Linked DNA regions of Mus musculus: region 2 is linked to region 1. The links are chromatin contacts, found by Hi-C or POLR2A ChIA-PET in ENCODE. All regions are on one chromosome and are shown on one strand. Each heading gives the region's core, a stretch centred on a gene start or an enhancer-like site at or near the end of the contact. The rest is flanking DNA. Distances are from core to core; before and after follow the strand shown. Region 1 holds the start of Fzr1 (fizzy and cell division cycle 20 related 1). Region 2 holds the start of Gna11 (guanine nucleotide binding protein, alpha 11).

What was found. Hi-C counts contacts between places; a loop is a spot of excess contacts on that map. ChIA-PET counts read pairs that join two places held with the same protein, here RNA polymerase II (POLR2A).
Region 2: a loop to region 1 is called in a map of gastrocnemius, with 2.3 times the contacts of the local background. The contact joins the promoter of Gna11 here to the promoter of Fzr1 in region 1. A Hi-C loop is called at or near these places in 5 of 37 maps with a recorded cell type or tissue (CH12.LX, gastrocnemius and heart). POLR2A ChIA-PET finds 5 or more read pairs at or near these places in 1 of 5 experiments (Patski).

Annotation. Positions count from the first base shown.
Region 1 is chr10:81,373,164-81,381,044 of GRCm38, forward strand. It overlaps Fzr1 (fizzy and cell division cycle 20 related 1), which reads right to left and starts at 5,207. Exons shown (of 14, transcript NM_019757.1): 1 at 5,107-5,207.
Region 2 is chr10:81,540,416-81,548,296 of GRCm38, forward strand. Gna11 (guanine nucleotide binding protein, alpha 11) reads right to left here and starts at 4,747. Exons shown (of 7, transcript NM_010301.4): 1 at 4,377-4,747. The coding sequence starts at 4,512.

The DNA.
Region 1 (7,881 bases), core at 3,957-6,456:
GACACAGGAAGGCCCTCTGGCTTCTGCCACCAGGAAGCTCCCCAAGGATGCAAGTTCAGCTCATCTGGCCTTCAACCACTGGTTACACCCTCCAGGGGCCACAGATCTTGAAAAACTGGTCCCCAAAGCTTGTGTGTCAAGGAAACAAGGGAGAGCCCCCACCTGCAGCCAGGTGTGGGGCTCAGTGTGCTACACTGTGGCCTTGGGGCCATGTCGCTTTCTGTGGCGTTTAGTGGGCCCTGTAGGGTGCTGAGCTGTACTCCTGTCCTCTACCCACTCCATGTCAGTAGCTGAGTTCCAACAGGCATGCATGTTCCCAGAATCAGAAACACTCCCAGTGAGGGCAACAGAGGTTGCTCAAGGCACACCAGTGATAGTGGCCGGCTGCCCGACACCCTGGTGCCACCCCTACCCAGGCACACAGCAAAGCATCAGGCCTCTTCACCCCACTCTTCCCTGTCATAGCTGGCAACAGCCACCTTCCAGCCATGGGAGACTAGCACAGGGTCGTGGTCTGGGCTGTGGAGCTGGGTCAGCCTGCCACACACACAGGGACAGGGTGCCTGAAGAGCTGAGCCATGTTGAGAGGCCCAAGGGCAGAGCTACGTGGACTCTGCAGTCAGTTCCTTGTAGCACTGCCCATTTGGGGTACCTGGACACAGGGTCTCTCCCATGTGTGACCTTAGAGCAGATGTTCCACAGAATTTATTGTTGACAAAGGCCTGTGTCATTGGGAAGTCCCTTCCTTTGACAACGGAGGGTATCTGGGGATACCCAAGTTAGCCTTCTATTCCCTCGAAGCCACCTTCCGGCCATGGAGACTCGCAGAAGGAGATCCTGACAGTTTCTATCAGCCAGGGACTCCAAAGGTCCTGCAGCTGCCCAGGTGTCTGCAGTCACCAAGTCACCCCACTCAGCCAGGGAGCACTCCTCCATCCCTGCACTCCTCCATCCAGGGGTCTCACCCTATCCCAGCCAGGCAGCTTCCAGGCAACCTTCACATCTTTCAGAGCTGGCCAGTGGTGCTCTGGTGCCCCACCCTGCGGGGAAAAACCCCAGTCACTGGTCTCTATGTGACAGTGCATCATTCACGTGTGCCACCTGTGTGTGAAAGCCTCGCATACTACATCCCCAGGTTCCTTATGGGAGGCACAAGGGCTCTGTCCCCTGTGCGGCGGGGCACTGCACTGCCCATCTGGAGCACAAGGGCTGTGGTGTCCTGGGTCCTGCCACTGCACTGTGCTAGGGATGAGATGGGAAAGAACAGCTCAGGAAGAGCAACAACATGTGTTATCTTGGTTTTCTGTTGCCACCTTGGGAATGGCAGCACTGGAAAGGGGGAGGGAAGGGGCTTGGATCCAGCTCAGGGCAGAGCAGATGATCACACCCTGCATCCATCACCAGCTTCCAGGGATGCAGAGCATGGGCACCATGGCAAGAGGCTTCTATGTTGGGTCAGAAGCTCTGGAGGCTGGGGTGATGCTCAGCAGAGTGAACTAGAACTATATACCAGTGATCACCACACCATCCCGTGAACACATAAAGACCTCAATTGTCAATTTTAATAAAGTGTAGGGTGTGAGAATATTACCTGCATCAAGCAGATAAAAATCTTTTAAAAAAATTAATAAAAATCAACTTGACGGTGCTGGAGAGATGGCTCAGAGATAAAAGCACTGACTGCTCTTCCAGAGGCCCTGAGTTCAATTCCTAGCAACTACATAGTGGCTCACAACTATCTGTAACGGGATCCCATGTCCTCTTCTGGTGTGTCTGAAAACAGCTACAGTGTACTAACATAAAATAAATAAATCTTAAAAAAAAAAAATTGGGCTGGAGAGATGGCTCAGCGGTTAAGAACACTGACTGCTCTTCTGAAGGTCATGAGTTCAATTCCCAGCAACCATATGGTGGCTCACAACCATCCGTAACAAGATCACCATCCGTAACAAGATCTGGCGCCTTCTTCTGGAGTGTCTGAGGACAGCTACAGTGTACTTACATATAATAAATAAATCTTAAAAAAAAAAAAAATCACCTTTACTAAAGGAAAGGCTGGTGAAGACAGATAGTCCTAGATGGCTCATCCTCCAAGGCCTTTGTGAGGCCAGGCACACCTGCCACCTGGCATGTGGGAGGCTGAGGCAAGAGGATTGTTGAATGTTTCAGGCTGCCTGAGCCAAAGTGAGACTGTGGTTAGAAATAAAACCCAGAAAAACTGGTGCTGAGAGGGTTCAGGAGGCAACCCCAGCCAAGCCTACAGGCCTGCCCTGCAGCCCAGGGACTCATGAGGTGGATGGAAGAGTTCACCCCAAAGGCTCCCTGTGAGGCAGGGACACATGCGCGCGTGCGCACACAGACACAGACAGAGTGCTGAGTCAACACGTGCTGCTGTAGTGGAGGACCACCTCTAAGACCAGCTCCGGAGCATCCAACGTCCTCTCTGGTCTCAAGCTCCTACACACAGAGAGACACAGACACACACACACGAAATAAAAAAGAATGTTGCACTGACTGCCCTTCCGAAGGTCCTGCGTTCAAAACCCAGCAACCACATGGTGGCTCACAACCACCCATAATGAGATCTGCCACCCTCTTCTGATGCATCAGAAGCCAACTATAGTGTACTTATGTATAATAATAAATAATTTAAAAAACAAATAAATAAATGTGGCTGGAGAGGGGGCTCAGCCGTGTAAAGACCACAGGCAACGAGCCCAAGTTTGGCCTCCAGCACCCATATTAAGTGATTCGGAACCACCCATAATTCCAGGTGTGGGACACAGCACCCCTTTGGCCTTCTGTGGGCAATGCCTGTCTTTGGCAAACATACAGACAAGCAGATACACACACATATACATAAAAATACACACAGCTAGGCTGGAGAGATGGTTCAGTGGTTAAGAGCACTAACTGCTCTTCCAGAGGTCCTGAGTTCAATTCCTAGCAACAACATGGTGGCTTACAACCATCTGTAATGGGATCGGATGCCCCTTTCTGGTGTGTCTGAAGACAGCTACAGTGTACTCATGTACATAAAATAAATAAATCCTTTTAAAAAAATAGTAGAATAAACACAGTTGGGCGGGAGACATGGTTTAGCTCTTCCAGAGGACCGCAGTTCAATTCCCAGCACCTACACAGCAGCTCACAACTGTAACTTCAGTTTCAGGGGATCTGACACCCTTTTCCAGTCTCTACCAGCAACAGGCACAAATGTAATACCTAGATATAAACACAGGAAAAATACCCATACACATAAAAATATCAAAAAAGCCACACATACACTTTTTTCTTTTGTTTTTTTCAAGACAGTTTCTCTGTGTAGCCCTGGCTCTCCTGGAACTACTCTGTTGACCAGGCTGGCCTTGAACAGAGAGATTGGCCTGCTTTTGCCTCTACATGAACTATTACTGCCCAGCACCCACATACATCTTTTAAAAATAATGTTAAAGGTAAAGAAGGCTATGGGCGTGGTCAGGGGTGGAGCCCCTGTCTAGAATCTCCCAGTGAGGGGCTGGGGGTGTGGTCAGGGTGGAGCCCCTGCCTAGAATTTCCCAGTAAGGGGCTGGAGCCTGGCTCATTGGTGACCTCTCTCTTCTAAGCATGTGCAAAGGCCTTAGGTTTCATGCCCAGAACCAGGAAATAAACCACACCAAGACTCCTCCAGTGCACACTTAGCTCCTGACCCTCTATCCGAAGGAAGCAAAGAGACCCTTGAACCACAAAACATGGGCTAAACTCCTCAAGTACCAAATCCACACTTGAGAACTCCATTAATCTTTACAACACATGCCATCCCAGCCCCATGAGAGCTAGAGCCACCAACTCCCTTTCTTTCTAAGCCCTGATCCCGAGAGCCAGAGGTGGTGTCTGTTCTGGGTGAATCTTCACTGGGGAATCACCCTCATTCAAACAGCAGGAAGGAGCTAGGACTGGGACTCAGCAGCCAGAGGAATGAGGTCATCTCTCAGACAGGACGGGTAGGGGGCGTGCTTCCCACCAGGTGTTCTCAACAAGGAGTGCATCCCACCAGGTGCTCTCAATTAGCAGAGAATTTAGGGGAGCGGGGTAGGAAGGTAATGCCTATACAGAGGTTGGTGTCAGGCTTACAGCTGGAGACAAGTGAAGTTGGTGGGGTGATTTAAGGGCTTTGTAGGGGACAATGGCTTTGGATCAGGGATAGAGGATGGAAGGACCTGGACTTGCATTTGAAGACACAGAGTGGAGGTTCAGATCTGAGAGGGTACGTGGTGGATTTGGGGACACAGAATGTCTGTGGTTTCTGGCCATGTCTCCCCTGAGATGAGACACCTGGTTGTTGGCTGAACCACTGGGTGTTTACGGCAAATTTAGTTCACAATCCTTCCCACCTGGGGAATGCCAGATTTGAGACTCCTGGACTCTGGAGGTTGACTCAGATCCCAGTTTGGATGTAGGGAGCATCTGAGGCAGGGGGATTTACATTTGGAAGTCAACAGGGTGCAGATGAATGGTTTGCAGTTGAGTCTTGAGTGATCAGCATGAGACAGAATGCTCTAAATTTAAGGGAACATAGCTCAAAAGAATACAGAGTGTTGGTGACAGGGCGAGGTCATTGGGGACAGACCGTCTGAGATCTGACTCAGGACCTCACCTGAATTGGGTGGTTTTGGTGGAAGTAGTAAAGGGTGACCTGAATTTGGGGGCGCAAGGAGCCTGACCTAGGGTTCTGAGCTGCAACATGTGGAATGCCTGGATTTGGACATTAGCCGTGCTCTGAACAAGGCTCTGGGCGATGATTGCTGTGATGGACAGAGCGAGGTCAAGGCGAGGTTGCCGGGTGAGGGGACTCAGGGTTGGGGTGACTCAGGGCCTCATCTGGGAAGCTGGTTTGCATTCTGGGGTTCGGGGGAACAAGACGGGTGGTGCCCTGGATTCGAGGGGAGCAACTATCAGAGCAGAGCTCTGGGGATGGAGGACTCTGACAGACTCAGAGAGCTGGCGGGGTCGGGGCCGGTACTGGAGGTCGCTGGGATGTGGGGTTCAGGATCAGGCCGCACTGGAGCCCCAGAGAAGGAAGGGGTCGGCTGGGGGGGCGGGTCCCCGAGTCACCCGTGTCCTCACCTGCCTCGCTCCGGTCGCCAGCCGGCACCCGCCGGTTCCCGCCGGTCCCAGGAACACGCCGCGCCTGTTCGAGGCCCCGCCGTTGCGACAGGCCCCGCCGCCGCTGCTCACGGGAATCCCCCGGCCTCCGCGGTAGCTAATATGGCGGAACTCAGTGGCAACCCGACTCCCTCCCCCAATCTGTCCCGCAGGCCGCGCGCGCGCCCGCGACCGGCCCCGCCGCCCAGCGCATCACCGCGCCTAGGCCACGCCCCCTAGGTCCTCCCCCCCAACGCCGCCAAGGTTTTCCGTGGGCAAGCCACGCCCTCAGCCACGCTCACGGCCCACACGCACGGATCTCTCCGCCAACCCCCTGTGGCCTGTGCTGAAGCCACGCCCCTCGAGTTACCAACGCCTCTCCTAGGCCACGCCCCCACACCGCCTCTTTCCCTGTCCCTTGCGGGCACGCCCCCTAGACACTCCCACTCTGTGCCGTGCTCGCGTCCACCCCAAACAGCTGCGCCTGCGCGCCCCAGCGCGGAGCAGCTCGGGAGTATGGGACGTCCTTCAGGATTTAAATCAATACAGGAAGCGAGACGGCACTTGTTGCCCGGGGCAACCGTGTTGGGATGAGCAGTCGGGGAAGACCACGGCTGAATGGGGGGGGGGGACGACTAGAACAGGAGTAACTAGGCGCGGAGGAAGGCGTGGCTCCTGTTTGTGGAAGAAGTGGGGCGCTTCCCCCTGAAGCTATGATTCACTCAACAGTTAAGTGACTACCCCACGGATGGCGCTCGGCGCGCGGACGCTGCTGGTTACTCACTGTGCGTTTATTGTTTTCAATTTTCGAGCTACCTTTTTCTCTCTAGCCAGGCTAGCCTCGAGCTGGAAGCAATTCTCCAGCCTCAACTTCTGCATTGTTAGAACGACTGTTAGACACCTGCCCCCCCAAAATATTTATCGTGTCCCTGAGTACTCACTCCCAGAAGCCCCAAGTGATGACAGCTGGAAATAAACCTCAAGAGGGTCCAGGTTCAAAACCATACATGTTGGGCCCATCACAATGGCTCAAAAGGTAGGGTGATTGCAGCTAAGCCAGCTGGAGCCCACCTTATACCCAGGATCACTTGGTAGAGGGCGAGAACCAACTCCTGCAAGGTGTAACTCTGACCATCCCATGGGCACACCTGTGCCAGCCCCTGGGTAAATGACACTAAACAAATTAAGAACACAGACTGTTCTTCCAAGAGGTCCTGAGTTCAATTCCCACATGGTGGCTCACAACCATCTGTAATGGGATCCGATGTCCTCTTCTGGTGTGTCTGAAGATAGCGACAGTGTACTTACATAAAACACGTAAATAAATCTTAAAAAACAAAACAAAACACCAAAAAAAAAAAAAAACCCAAATAGGGTTGGGTTTTGTTGTGTTGTTTGGCCTTCTGTTTGGTTTTTCGAGTTAGGGTCTCTTAGTGTAGCCCTGGCTGTCCTGGAACTTGCTGTGCAGACCAGGCTGGCATCAAACTCAGAGATCTGTCTGCCTTTACCTCCCAAGAGCTGGGATCAAAAGCATGCACCATCAATTACAGGCACAAGTAGAACTATTTAAAAAATTAAATGCACATAGGGCAAAGGATGAGCCTCGGGCTGAGTGAGCTCAGTGGACATAGTGGGAAGGGGTTGTGCAAAGGACTTCTGGTGTTCAACACATGCTGCTATCTCAGTCTCAGATTCCCGTTGGTGGTTGAGCACTCTTCCTGTGGGGTCTACTCAGATCCAACGTAATGCCAAAACAAATTATACTACAAGGCTTTGGGGGGAGTTGGGCCGTTCTCCTTACCTGGCAGATTGTGATAGCCATAGCCAGAGCAAGAGAGGGGCTGGCAGCTGTTCAGAAATGGAACAGCCAAGACTCAAGACCAGGCCTCTGCAAGTGGAGCCACCCACTCAGAACCTCCTACAGCAACATGGATGCCCCTTTAGTCACAATCTAGTGCCCACCCTCTGGAGAAGGGACAAGCCCCATGGCCGAAGTGGGACATAACACAGCCATGAAAAAGGCCAGGGATCTAATGGGTTATAAAGCAGAGGGACCCGGAAGGACATGGCTCAGTGAGAGGGCCAGACACAAAGTGCCACGCCCACCTTGTGGACTCTGACAGGAAATGTCCAGAGATGGGAAGAAGATTCCTGGGTGCCAGTGGCTGGAGGAGGTTCAGGTGAGAAGTTAGGACATTCAGGGAGACCCTGGCTCAGAATAAATAATGAAGGAGCTGGTGAAGGTGCTTTCTGCCAAGCCTGAAATGTTGAAGTTTGATCCCCAGGTCCACGTGGAGGAAGGAGAGAGTGGGTGCCTTTTCAGGTGGCCTCCACAGCAGCACGGTGGTGTGCACACACACGAGTACACACAAGAAATAAACATTCACAGATTTCAAATAATACACCTGGAAATACTGCAGTAAATATTAAATACAACTGGAGATATAGCTCCATAGGAGTGTTTGCCTAACACCAGTGAGGATTATGCTTAGCACCCACCAAAAAATAAATTACAATACACTTTAAGGCCAGGTCTGGACCCTTACCTGGCACATACCACCCTCTACAGCATTAGCTCCACACAAACCAGGCAAGGTGGAGCTCACCCTGAGGCATGGAGTCAGGAGGATCAGGAGCTCCACATGGGCTGGGAGTAATGGCATTGGCTCTTGCAGAGGACCTGGGTTCAACTCACAGCAGCCTGTGGCGACTCACAACCAACCATAACTCCAGAGGAATCCGATGCCATTTCTGGCC
Region 2 (7,881 bases), core at 3,497-5,996, 170 kb after region 1:
CCACACTGCCTCACACGCAACACCACAGCTTTTCCCATGGAGCAGGGACACTGTATCACTTGACAGATGGCGACACTGAAGCCTGGACATAAAGACCTACTGGTCACAACTCCAATATGTCCCACCCCCTCTGGCTGTCACAGGCAGCCTAAGCTGAGGGCCTGCTGGGGTTGTCCAGGTTGTCCCTTGAACACTCCAGGCAGCCGATTCCATTGGCCAAAGGGCACTTCTTAAGAACAGTACAGCCCAGCCGGGCGTGGTGGCGCACGCCTTTAATCCCAGCACTCGGGAGGCAGAGGCAGGCGGATTTCTGAGTTCGAGGCCAGCCTGGTCTACAAAGTGAGTTCCAGGACAGCCAGGGATACACAGAGAAACCCTGTCTCGAAAAAACAAAAACAAAAACAAACAAACAAAAAAAACAGTACAGCCTACAGTATGGGTGCCCCATGCTAAGCAGGGGCCACAGCATGAGGAAAATCGGTGGCCTGGACAGAACACTGGTCCTTGATCCCTTCCCAGCAGCATACTGAGGACATGTGTAACCATCACACTGGGGAGCTGCTGGCACAGTGGGTAGAGGCCTGAGATGCTGCTGCACAGTGGCCTGCGGGGAACAATTAGGAGTAATGTCCCCATCACTCACACTAAGGAGAACATGGGTTCAAAGGCCTATGTGTGATGCCGCAGGCACCAAGGAAACAGCAGAAACAGCTCCAGCAATGAGTAGATGCAGGCGCCCCAACTCTCAAGCCACCTAGCCCTGGAAAACTGAGGCACAGACCTGCAAACGTGGCTCCATGGGACAGCAAGGATGCTGACAGTAAAGTACCACCCTGCTCACGCTTGGTCTTTTACATGCTACGCCACTGTGTAAGGCCAGGGAATGCAACTCAGCTCTGTAGACACCTCAGCCCCTGCCCTGCCCTGGCTATCATTCCTAGCCTGCAGTGACACCCTGGAAGGCACCCGGTCAGTGGCTGACAAAGTGCACAAACAGCCCAGGGGCTGACCTCTCCCTGTATTTACCATGCTCCTAGGGCCACATAGCCTGTCCTTAGCAGGACCACTAGTACTGAGTGCCAGCTGGAGAGGAAGAAGCAAGCCCATGCAGGTCACCACGGCTACAGCCACCTCAGATAGGCCTCGCCACAGAGTGGGGACAGCACTGCACTCGTGGAACCCCCAAGTCCTTAGAGATACAACCTGTCCCCTCTTTTGGAGACAGGGTCTCATGCTGCCCAGGATAGTCTTGAACTCCCTATGTAGTTGAGATGATCTTGAACTCTGGATCTTCCTGCCTGCACTCTAAACACCTAAACACCTGGTTTGTGTGGCGCTGGGGATAGATATGTCTTTCTGGGAATCAGTTCAAGGATCTCACGGGGGAGGGGCAGCGCATCCTTGGCCTCCTGGGATGGCCTGAAGCCACCAGGATCTGGAGACAGAAGCAGTAAGTAGAGATCCAGCTGAGGCCTTCTTCCCAGGGCAGAAGTCAGGCCCAACCCTTGGGCCACCCCCGCCGGATCCCCGGCCTTTGGCCGCCCAGCCCACGGCTCGGGACAGGAAGCTGGGAGCCAACCTCCTGCTTTATTTAGAAAGCTGGGCCCAGCCCTGCCCGGCCTCCGGGACAGGGATTTCTAAGCGAAAGTTCTGGGTGGCTGGCTCCCCAGTGACAGCACTGCTCTGCCCCAGCCTGGAGCCACACAGGGAAGCAGAGGTCCCTAGGGTCTGCAGAGTCTGAGGCCATAGGAACCTCTGAACAGCCTGATTAAGTGTGGAACTGGAAGCCCTGTTGGCCACAGGGTCGCTCCTGGTAGTCTCATGCCCATCACTGCTCACCACCAGAGCCACCTAAGTGTCCCAGGACAAGCCTGGAGCGTGTCACCCTCCAGTGGGGAGGTGCACACAGTTCCGTGTGGCTTCAGTTCTGAGAACTTGCACTGGCCACCAATTAGTTTTGCAAGTTACTTTATATCAGGTACCACCATGCACAACTCCAGGGGGGTGCCTCAGCCTAGGTACACTGAGTGATGTCTAGGGATGCAGCTCACTACCCTGCAGTGACCAGGACGCCCACCCCAAGAACAAGCCTGCAGTCAATGCTCTGCCTGGCTGAACAATCTCCCCAGGCCACACAGGGACTGGAAGAACAGGAGGAGGATATAAAACCCACTCCCAGACTGTTTGCCACAGATGCACACCAGGTATGACGATGGCGGCTTCAAACCTGGGGAAAGAGGTCAGAGTCCTGCACACAGAGAGGAGCTCTTTCCAAAAGGACCACTCGGGGAATGGGGCAGGGGGACCCTGCCTGCTCCAGAGGGCAGGGCTCCAGAAGAGCAATCCCTGCCCTGCTTCCACCTCAGGCGGTAGGGCACAGGGTCTCCACCCTCCAGACAGCTGATGTAAAATCAGGGACAGCCAATCAATGAGGCAGCCTGCAGGAGGGTGGAGCAGGTCTCACCGAACCCCCACCCCCAATACCTGGGACAAAGAGACTGCTAGAGAACCAAGGTCATGGTCACCTCCTCCGGGAAGCCCTCACAGCAAGACCCTGAGCAGTGCCCAATGCTCACTCCCGTCCTCCCTTTACCCTTCTGCTCTTGTAAAGCAAATCCCAGACTCTACAACGGGCGCAGGACCCTTCTGTGGGAAGGGTGTGACTGCAGACACAGGTGCCCTGAGGGCACAGGTGGCAGTTAAGAACCAAATTGCCTTGGGTAGAGGCAAGGTGCTGTGTGCAGGTCAATGCAGAGTCCTTCAGCTGCTGGTCAGCTTAGCCAGGCCATAGCACAGAGGGCCAGGGAGCACTCCTGAATCCGAGGGGACTTCAAGGCCAGCTTTGGGGACAGGACAGAGCTGGGATGACACACTATTGGGCTCAGCCAACCAATGTCATCTTTACCTGGCAGCTGCTGACCCCCTGCAGAGGTGGGCTAGGGCCATACTGTGGCCCCCATATGACTACCCTGGGGCCACTGCTGTTTGCTCTGGGCTGCTCTGTCCTCTTCTTATCCCATCCTTCCTGGAAAGCTGCATAGAGCTTTGAGGGAATCCCACCATGCTGGAGAAAAGTAACCAAGGCTCCATGACCCTGAGAACCACACAGGCCACAGCAACAGAAGACAGCGTGTACTCCTACCTGACATCTCTCATGGGACAATTGGAGTATCACTGCCCTCCACCCCTCCTAGTCAAAGGCTCCCCACAGTCCTTTCCTCAGGTTCTCCAAGGCCACCCTTTGTCCTGGGTCCCCATTCTTGAACTGCATGTAGCTCATCTGGGATCTGGGAGGGGCAGGCAGAGCTCCCCAGTCTGTTTTGTAAACCCCCACAGGGCCCAGGCTACCCTGTCCTCATTTTGGGCTCTTATTTGGGGTGACAACAAGAGGACCTGGGCTCCCTGGCTCCCAGCAACAGGTGGGCCTTGAGGAGTCAGAACCCCAGGAAGTGACAGACACACATTGAGCTTCCCTGGGGTGGGTGGGGTGTGGAGAGGACAAGACTGGACCCCCAGGAGGCAGGACAGGGCCAGGGAGGCTGCAAGGCTGACTGCTGTCAACCTACTGGGTTCCGGCACAACAGAAGCCCAAAGAAGAAAAGCCACCCACTCCAATGTGGAGGAATTCAGAGGATCTATGGAAAAGAGAGGGAGACTGAGGAGTACCCACGAAAGCAACAAGCCAGAAGCAAAGCAGGACCATTTGGGTGTATAGTCCTTGGAGGTAGAGAGGAGGGTGCAACCCTTTGGGAACTGTCTTGGGGAGTCTGTAATCCAAAGGGGCATCATGAGAGCAAGACAGCTTACAGGGCTCACCGGAGGCTATGTGGGGACAATGGAAAGGAGAGAGCCTACTTGGTGCGGCAGGGCCAAGGGCCACCTCCGTGCAAGAATTCTCAGGAGCGACAGAAAGCAAGTCTCCCAGGGTCCTGGGGCCCAATGTGGCCAGCAGATGCAAAATCTCACCACAGATATCAGAGGCAGGAGGCTGACCCCGAATGAATCTAAGGCCTGGATAACAGAAAGGCTGGCCACAAAGGGTCGCACAGGCTGAGCCCAGGGGACCACACGGGAGAAGCTGGCCACCACAGGCCCAAGCCACCTGCACTGCTCAGGGTGCAGCGATCCCGGAAGGGCTGACCGCTGCAGGGCAGCGCTGACTAGTTGCCCCGAGGACATCCGAGGTGGCCCGACAGGCCGTGGGCAGCGGTCTGAAGGGGTCGCACCCGACTGTCACCGCGCGCTACTCGCCGGGGACCAGAGACCGCGGCGGCTGCAGCACCCTGCGCGCGCGGAGACCCCGGCAAGGCCCGGATGCCCCGTGCACCCACCCGGTCCCCGTGACAGAGGTCCCACGGCACGGGCACGCAGCTCACCAAGTAGCAGCAGCTTGAGCTCGCGCCGGGCGTCGCGCTTGTCCCGCCGCAGCTGTTTCTCGATCTCCGCGTTGATGCGCTTCGACTCCTTCACCTCGTCGCTCAGGCAACACGCCATCATGGACTCCAGAGTCATCGTCGCGGTCCTCCGGCTGCCGCCGGCCCGGCCCTACCTCTTCCCGGTTCCCCGAAGGCCACGGCCCGGCCCCAGAGGCGCGTCCACCGTCCGCGCCGTGCAGCGCAGCCGCCGCCGCCGCCGCTACCCGCAGCCGTCGCCACCGAGCGCCGGCGCCCGAGGACCTGAAGCGCTGCCACGGGCCCCGGGACGGGCAGGCGGCGCGGCCAATGGGAGGGGCCGCACGGCTGCGCGCGCGCGCGCGCCGCAGGGACAGGACTTTAGGATCGCCTGGGGGCGGGGCCTCGCCGCTCGGGGGCGGGGTCTGGAGGGCGCAGCGCAAGCGCGCGTGGGGTTGCGTCGACGTGGGAAGGGGTTGAACGGTTCGCGGCTGGGCGCGGACGCCGAGGATTGTGGGAATGGGGAGGACTCGGAAGCCCGAGCTCGGTTCCTTTCGGGAGGCGAAGCGAGGCTCGGCTCGGGGAGGCGCCGCTCGGCTACACTCGGCTCCTCTCGGCTCGGGCAGGCGCCGCTCGGCTGCGCTCGGCTTCTCTCGGCTCCCCGAGGCTGTGCTGAGAGCGCCAAGAGAGAGGCTGCAGTTCTCTGGAGCGAGGCCGTCACCGCCTGCGGATGTGAGAAAACGCCCTGACCGGCTCGCTCATCCATTCCTAAGCAGGCCTATCGTGTGCCAGGCAGAAATTCATGCCCTACTGTGTACAGTACATTCATGCAGCACTCGTTAAATACCACACAGGTCACAAGTATGAACACAATGCTTGCTGTAGAGTATACACTGATGCGGCAGCCTGTGGTAGCTCAGGCATTAATATCACATCTACTGTATACCAAGCCTTAAGGAAACACGCATATGTAACTGCCACATTCAATATAGGGTATACAAACCAAGTGTTTTTCACATATACAACGTATGCCAAATATGAATGCTGTGCCTGCCGTATACCACATATTGTATATAGCTCCTACTGTGTACTATGTGCTGATGCAGCACAGTACCTCCTATTAATATGCTGCCTGATTTCATATATATATGTGTGTGTATATATATATATATACATATATACATATGTCATATATGTGTGTATATGTACATATGTGTGTATATATACATACACATATATGTATATATGTATATGTGTGTATATATATACACACGCACACACACACACACATACATACATATATACTGTCAACCAGGCTTACTGGCAGGTGAAGAATAAGCATTATTAACAGTCTGCCTGCTGTATACCAAGCACCAATTTACGCTGTTGTTGTGCATGTGAACGCCCATGAATGTGGTTTGCATGTGCTGGAGTGGAACCCACCCCACCCCCGCCCCCCGCATGTACCAGGCAGGTAAGTTCCCTGTTGGTGGGTCAATCTGAGTCCCCCAAGTGTAAACTAACTCACAAACCTGAGAAGTGTTTTCTACCTTCCAGAAAGAGGCATGCGTACCCAGTCAGCACTCAATCAGGGCATGTGTCAATAATAAGAGACTACAAAGAACTTGAAAGTCAGGCCTGTGCTGCATGCGTTCCTGTCCCAGTCCCTGCCTGATTGCCCAGCCTTGAGATAAGACGGCAAGGGGAGGGTCAAAGTCTTCATTTACTAGCTGATTGGGGTTGTGGGGAGATTATTCCTCTGAAACTCTCCTATCAGGGCCTCTGTCCCCACCCCAGGAGTTCATGGCCCAGACAAGGGGCTCCCGGGTGGCCCAATGTGGTCAAAGTTCCTCTTGCAGCTCATAGGCGCAACCCCTTGAGCCTTGACCATCCCAGTGCTGGAATGACAGGCATATGCCATGATGCCTGTTCACATTTATCTTTGTGTGCATACATAGTTTCCTTTTCTTAAAATAATTTAATCTTATTTTACATGCACTGATGTTTTCCTTGCCTGTGAGGGTGTCACATCTCTGGAGCTGGAGTTACAGGTGGCTGTGAACCCCCAGTGGATACTGGGAACCAAACCTGGGTCCTCTGCAGGAACAGCAAGTACGGTACCACTGGGCCATACTACCCTCCAGCCCCTGTGAGCTGTTCTGTTTGGATTCATGGGTTAGGGATCATCACCTGGTAAATTGTCGGCAAAAAAGGGTTCCAAGCAGCCAGGCCTTGGCGCACGCCTTTAATTCCAGCACCTTGGAGGCAGAGGCAGTTGGATCTCTCGTGAGGTTCAAGGTGGTCTGGTCTACAGAGTGAGTTTCAGGACAGCCAGGGGCACACAGAGAAACCCTGTCAAAAGGGGCAGCAGGGTGGAGCTGAGGGGAGTACTCCGCTCCTAAGAGGACTTTCTAGGCAAGCATGAGGACCTGAGTTCAAACACAACACCCACTGATGGCTGCACACACCGGTGACCCCACCTCATCCCCACACTGAGGTGGAGACAGATAAATCCAGGTACTCATGGCCTAGCAGACTGGCGCAGGGCAAAGAGGCAGAGGGCCATGGTGGAGGATACCCAATGGCCAGTGTGCGTCCACGGGGGTGAGCACACCCAAGGCCATGTGCAGGTACCACCGAGGAAGGACAGACTGAGGCTCTGTAAACCAGACTGGCCCGGACTGCAGCTTCCTCCTGCCTCACCCAGTTTGGGGTTGGTGATTCCTGTGCTCCGAACTGACCCAGGATAACTCTTGTTCTCAATGACGGTGACACCCATGGTGGCTCAGGTCTCTTTTTTTCTTCTCCAACATAATTTTTCTTATTATTTGGGGAGTTCATATCATGAACCCTGATCATACTCACTTCCCAACCCTCCCAGGTCTACCCCCAACCTTGTGAGCCCCACCCCAAAAAAAGAAAAATTTAAAAACCCACAAGTCCAGTTTGTGTTGCCTGTATAATGTGCACTGGAGCATGGTCACATTCCCTGGGGCCAGCCCTTAGAGGAACTGAGTCCTTCCCGACCTGTATCCTGCCAGGACTCACTTGGGATACATCCTTTTTTTTTTGGTTTTTCAAGACAGGGTTTCTCTGTGTAGTCCTGGCTGTCCTGGAACTCACTTTGTAGACCAGGCTGGCCTCGAACTCAGAAATTCACCTGCCTCTGCCTCCCCAGTGCTGGGATTAAAGGCGTGTGCCACCACGCCCAGCCTTTCTTTCTTTCTTTCTTTCTTTCTTTCTTTCTCTTTCTTTCTTTCTTTCTTTCTTTCTTTCTTTCTTTCTTTTTGTTTTTTTGTTTTGTTGTTTTTTCGAGACAGGGTTTCTCTGTGTAGCCCTGGCTGTCCTGGGACTCACTTTGTAGACCAGGCTGGCCTCGAACTCAGAAATCCACCTGCCTCTGCCTCCCAAGTGCTGGGATTAAAGGCATATGCCACCACTACCTGGCATCCTTAACAATTCTTTAGAGATCTGTTGAATGGCTGTCTGT